Linked DNA regions of Homo sapiens: region 2 is linked to region 1. Evidence: read pairs that join two places in POLR2A ChIA-PET (ENCODE). Cell type or tissue: B cell. All regions are shown on one strand. Region 1 overlaps ARHGEF2 (Rho/Rac guanine nucleotide exchange factor 2). Region 2 overlaps RIT1 (Ras like without CAAX 1).

The links. ChIA-PET counts read pairs that join two places held together with the same protein. Peaks named below come from ENCODE experiments on the same cell type or tissue, not always from the same donor. Only the 100,000 strongest peaks of a DNase experiment are listed, where the experiment ranks them.
Region 2: POLR2A ChIA-PET joins it to region 1 with 5 read pairs; 15 of 35 experiments call an interaction of 5 or more read pairs at or near these places.

What each region holds. Positions count from the first base shown.
Region 1 is chr1:155,959,356-155,961,855 of GRCh38, reverse strand. ARHGEF2 (Rho/Rac guanine nucleotide exchange factor 2) reads left to right here. Exons shown (of 22, transcript NM_001162383.2): 11 at 1-195. Among named protein-coding and RNA genes, the nearest start is that of MIR6738, 9.3 kb to the right of the region's middle. RefSeq lists an enhancer at 1-334. In B cell, no CTCF peak of the experiment used is centred here; a DNase peak (open chromatin) is centred at 1,355; H3K4me3 peaks cover 382 bases; H3K27ac peaks cover 2,485 bases.
Region 2 is chr1:155,905,622-155,908,121 of GRCh38, reverse strand. All of the region lies in intron 3 of RIT1 (Ras like without CAAX 1), which reads left to right. Among named protein-coding and RNA genes, the nearest start is that of RIT1, 4.5 kb to the left of the region's middle. In B cell, no CTCF peak of the experiment used is centred here; no DNase peak of the experiment used is centred here.

The DNA.
Region 1 (2,500 bases):
TGCTGTCCAATGTGGACGAGGGTATTTATCAGCTGGAGAAAGGGGCCCGTCTGCAGGAGATCTACAACCGCATGGACCCTCGGGCCCAAACCCCAGTGCCTGGCAAGGGCCCCTTTGGCCGAGAGGAACTTCTGAGGCGCAAACTCATCCACGATGGCTGCCTGCTCTGGAAGACAGCGACGGGGCGCTTCAAAGGTCAGACCTGCTCGGCAGACTAGGCAGGAATTCAAAGTCAGATGGAGAGTGGGAGATGCCTGCAGGTCTTAGAATCAACCTCTCTTGGCCGGGTGCAGTGGCTCAACGCCTGTAATCCCAGCACTTAGGGAGGCCGAGGCGGGCGGATCACGAGGTCAGGAGATTGAGACCATCCTGGCTAACACAGTGAAACCCTGTCTCTACTGAAAATACAAAAAATTCGCCGGGCGTGGTGGTGGGCGCCTATAGTCCCAGCTACTCAGGAGGCTGAGGCAGGAGAATGGCGTGAACCCAGGAGGCGGAGCTTGCAGTGAGCCCAGATTGCACCACTGCACTCTAGCCTGGGTGACACAGCAAGACTCCATCTCAAAAAAAAAAAAAAAAAAGAATCAACCTCCCTTTATGCAGCCCATACAACAGTGAGACTCAGTGGGAGAGAAAAATAGGATCTCTGTGGCAGAAAAGCCTGAATTCTGCAGTTAACTTTATGGACCATACAGGGCCTTCCCTATCAGTATTTTATAATTTCTTTGGTCCTTGCATGCCTAGAGAGCTACTAGTTTTACTGAGGAAGACAAAGAAGCTCTCAGACTGGAGGACAGGATCAGTTGATTCCCCCAGCTGGAATCCCAGCTACCAGGGATGGGAGTAAGCAAGAGCTTTGGGGAGCGCAGCCAGAGGAGGCCCAGAGGAGGGGACTGAGCCGGTGAAGGACAGGCAGGGAGGAGAAGAGACAGCAGGGCAGAGGGAGCAGATCAGGGGCCAGGGCACACTTTCCCAGGCTCTCTTTCCAGAATTTGTCTGCACTGGCAAAGTCTTTCTCACCTAAATCAAAGCAAGAGAATAGCAGGCCTTGGCTTTGGGGATGAGATGTGAGGGACAATAGGAAACTGTGATACCTGAGGCCAAAGCCTGCCTGAGCCTCTGTACCTGTGTCATGAAATCCCTGCTCCCTGGGTTTGGATATTGTCAGTCTTCACCAGCCTCTTTCCTTTATCCCTTTCTCTCCTTCCCATCTCTCCCACGCAGCAGCTAAGAATATAAACCATGGGGGATTAAAAATAGCAAGGCTGGAGAGTGTTATTTCTGAAGCATTTAGCAAAAGCCCTCCCCTTCTGTGTGCCCACAGTTTAGTAAAATCCCCAAGGGCAAAGGAGGAGTGTATGTTTTCTCTCTCTTTTTTTTTTTTTTTAGAAACAGGGTCTCGCTTTGCTGCTCAGGCTGGGGTGCAGTGGTGCAGTCATAGCTCACTGTAACTCAAACTCCTGGGCTCAAGTGATCCTTCTGCCTTAGACTCCTGAGTAACTGGGACTACAGACCTGCACCACCACACCCAGCACATTTTTAAATTTTTTGTAGAGATAAGATCTTGCTATGTTGCCTAGGCTAGTCTTGCTCAGACTCCTGGCCTCAAGTGATTCTCCTGCCTCAGCCTCCCAAAGTGCTGGGATTGTAAATGTGAGCCACTATGCCTCGCCCTCTGTTTTCTTGATTGTGACATCCAAGTTTTATGGAATTGATCTTTGTTTCCTCCCTCAGTCTTGGAGTGCTGACCCCATAGGATCTGAGAGCTTGGAGTGTGAAGCAGAGAAAGAAATTGAAGCAGGGGCCTGCTGGGGTTGAAGGAGATGGGTGGGTGAGGGATGGTCTTTCAGTCCTCTGCGAGAGGAAGGAAACTTTCTCCCTCCCTACCAAGCTCAAAATTAGAAGTGGGAATATGCCAGGACAGGGAGAATTTAGGTCAGATAGCCGTAAAGGTCTTCCTTAGTTAGATATTAGAAATGGAATTTAAAGGCTAAAAAATGTGGTCCAGGCTGGGCACGGTGGCTCATCCCTATAATCTCAGCACTTTGGGAGGCTGAATCAGGCAGGCAGATCGCCTGAGGTCCGGAATTCGAGACCAGCCTGGCCAAGATGGTGAAACCCCATCTCTACTAAAAATACAAAAATTAGCCAGGCATGGCAGCATTCACCTGTAGCCACAGCTACTTGGGAGGCTGAGGCATGAGAATCGCTTGAACTCAGGAGGCAGAGGTCACAGTGAGCAGAGATCACACCACTGCCCTCCAGCCAGGGCGACAGAGCGATACTTGGTCCCAAAAAATAAAAAATAGGCCAGGCGCAGTGGCTGATGCCTGTAATCCCAGCACTTCGGCAGGCCAAGGCAGGCAGATTACTTGAGGTCAGGAGTTAGAGACCAGCCTGGCCAACGTGGTGAAACCCCGTCTCTACAAAAATGCAAAAAATTAGCCAGGTGTTGTGGCGTGCTCCTTAATCCCAGCTGCTCAGGAGGCTGAGGCAGGAG
Region 2 (2,500 bases), 54 kb after region 1:
TTATCTGTATTTTTTTTTTTGTTTTTTTTTTTTAGATGGAGTCTCACTGTCGCCCAGGCTAGAGTGCAGTGGCATGATCTCGGCTCACTGCAGGCTCCGCCCCCCCGGGGTTCATGCCATTCTCCTGCCTCAGGCTCCAGCGTAGCTGGGACTACAGGCACCCGCCACCTCGCCTGGCTAATTTTTTGTATTTTTAGTAGAGACGGGGTTTCACCGTGTTAGCCAGGATGGTCTCGATCTCCTGACCTTGTGATCCGTCCGCCTCGGCCTCCCAAAGTGCTGGGATTACAGGCGTGAGCCACCGCATCCGGCCAAGTTATCTGTTTTAATCAATTTTCCTCCAGTTAACTACTCTCCTGGCAATATTATCTGATTCAACAGCAAATACTTATGTCTTCTGAGTTTCTATTATGTGCCAAGCACTGCTTACCCTCAGGGTACAGTGGTGATCAAAAAGATGAGGTTTCTGTTCTTGAGTTTCTAATTTAGTGCATTTGATTTCAAGCTCTGGCTGTAAACTCAGAAAAACTTTACATTGTAACTGGTAGAGATATAAAAGCATACAAGGCCGGGTGCGGAGGCTTACGCCTGTAATCCTGAGCCTGCAATCCTGTAATCGAAGCACTTTAGGAGGCCAAGGCACCTGAGGTCAGGAGTTCAAGACCAGCCTGGCCAACATGGTAAAACCCCATCTCTACTGAAAATACAAAAATTAGCTGGGCGTGTTACTGCTGCATGCCTGTAATCCCAGCTACTCAGGAAGCTGAGGTGGGAGAATTCCTTGAACCCAGAAGGCAGAGGTTGCAGTGAGCCGAGATTGCACCACTGCACTCCGCCCTGAGCGACAGAGTGAGACTTTGCCTCAAAAAAAAAAAAAAAAAGCATATGAATGTGTGCATATGTATATATAAATTATATACACAAGCGCATGTGTATGTGTAGCTAAAATATTATGAAACTTTACCTCACTACATCTGGTGCACTCTGATATTTTCTTTTCTTTTCTTTTTTTTTGAGACAGGGTCTCACTCTGTTGCCCATGCTGGAGTGCAGTGTTGTGATCTTGGCTCACTGCAGCCTGGACCTCCTGGGTTCAGGTGATCCTCCCGCCTCACCCTACCAAATACCTGGGACTGCAGGCGTAGGCCACTAAGCCCAGCTAATATTTTTGGATTTTTAGTAGAGATGAGGTCTCGCTCTATTGCCCAGGCTGGTCTCAAACTCCTGAGCGCAAGTGATCCTCCCACCTGGACCTCCCAAAGCACTGAGATTACAGGCGTGAGAGCCACTGTACCTCACCCACTCTGGTATTTTCTTTCTTTTTTTTTCTTTTTTTCTTTTTTTTTTTTTTTTTTTTTTGAGACGGAGAATTTCACTCCTGTTGCCCAGGCTAGAGTCCAGTGGCACAATCTTGGCTCACTGCAACCTCCACCTCCCAGTTCAAGCGATTCTCCTGCCTCAGCCTCCCAAGTAGCTGGGATTACAGGCGCCTGTGACCACATCCAGATAATTTTTGTATTTTTAGTAGAGATGGGGTTTCACCACATTAGCCAGGCTGGTCTTGAACTCCTGACCTCAGGTGATCCACCCGCCTCAGCCTCCCAAAGTGCTGGGATTACAGGCATGAACCACTGTGCCTGGCCTGGTATTTTCTATTTTTATTTAGGTTTCTGCTTGTTTATTTTAATGCTGGTCCCGGCCCATTAAGTAGATTTCACAACTCACTAATCCTAATGAATAATTGAGAAGCATTGATTTAATGAGCTCTTCATCTTTGAGGAAGAGACAGAAGCAGGAATTCAAGAAAAAATGTTAAAAGGAAATACATTGAGATGTAAGCAGCAGTTGTTAAGTGAATGAAATATTGCGTGGCTTTTTTTTTCTTTTTAGTTTTCTATATTTTCCAAGGTTACTATAGTAATATGCATAAAGAAATTTGCTTTCAGAAAAGAGAAATTACGAAACTGTGGATTATTTAGAAAATAGTCAGTTAGACCGGGTGCAGTGGCTCACGCCTGTAATCCCAACACTTTGGGAGGCTGAGGCAGGTGGATCATTTGAGGTCAGGCGTTCAAGACCAGCCTGGCCAACATGGTGAAACCCTGTCTATACTAAAAATACAAAAATTAGCCGGGCAATAGTGGCATGTGCCTGTAATCCCAGCTACTCAGGAGGCTGAGGCAGGAGAATCCCTTGAGCCTGGGAGGCAGAAGTTGTGGTGAGCCGAGATCATGCCACTGCACTCCAGTCTGGGTGATAGAGTGAGAGCCTGTCTCAAAAAAAAAAAAAATAGTGAATTATATATTTTTTTCCTTTTTTGTAGTATTGAGGAGGAAGTATAACACATGGTTAATAATGCTTTTCAGTTCAGCAATCTTGGATTTTAATCCTCATTCTGTCACTAATTAACTAATTTAGAGAAGACATTAATATTTTCAAGTTGAATTTTCTTTAGCTGTAAAATGGAGGTAATAATGCCTACTTCATTGGATTATTGTGA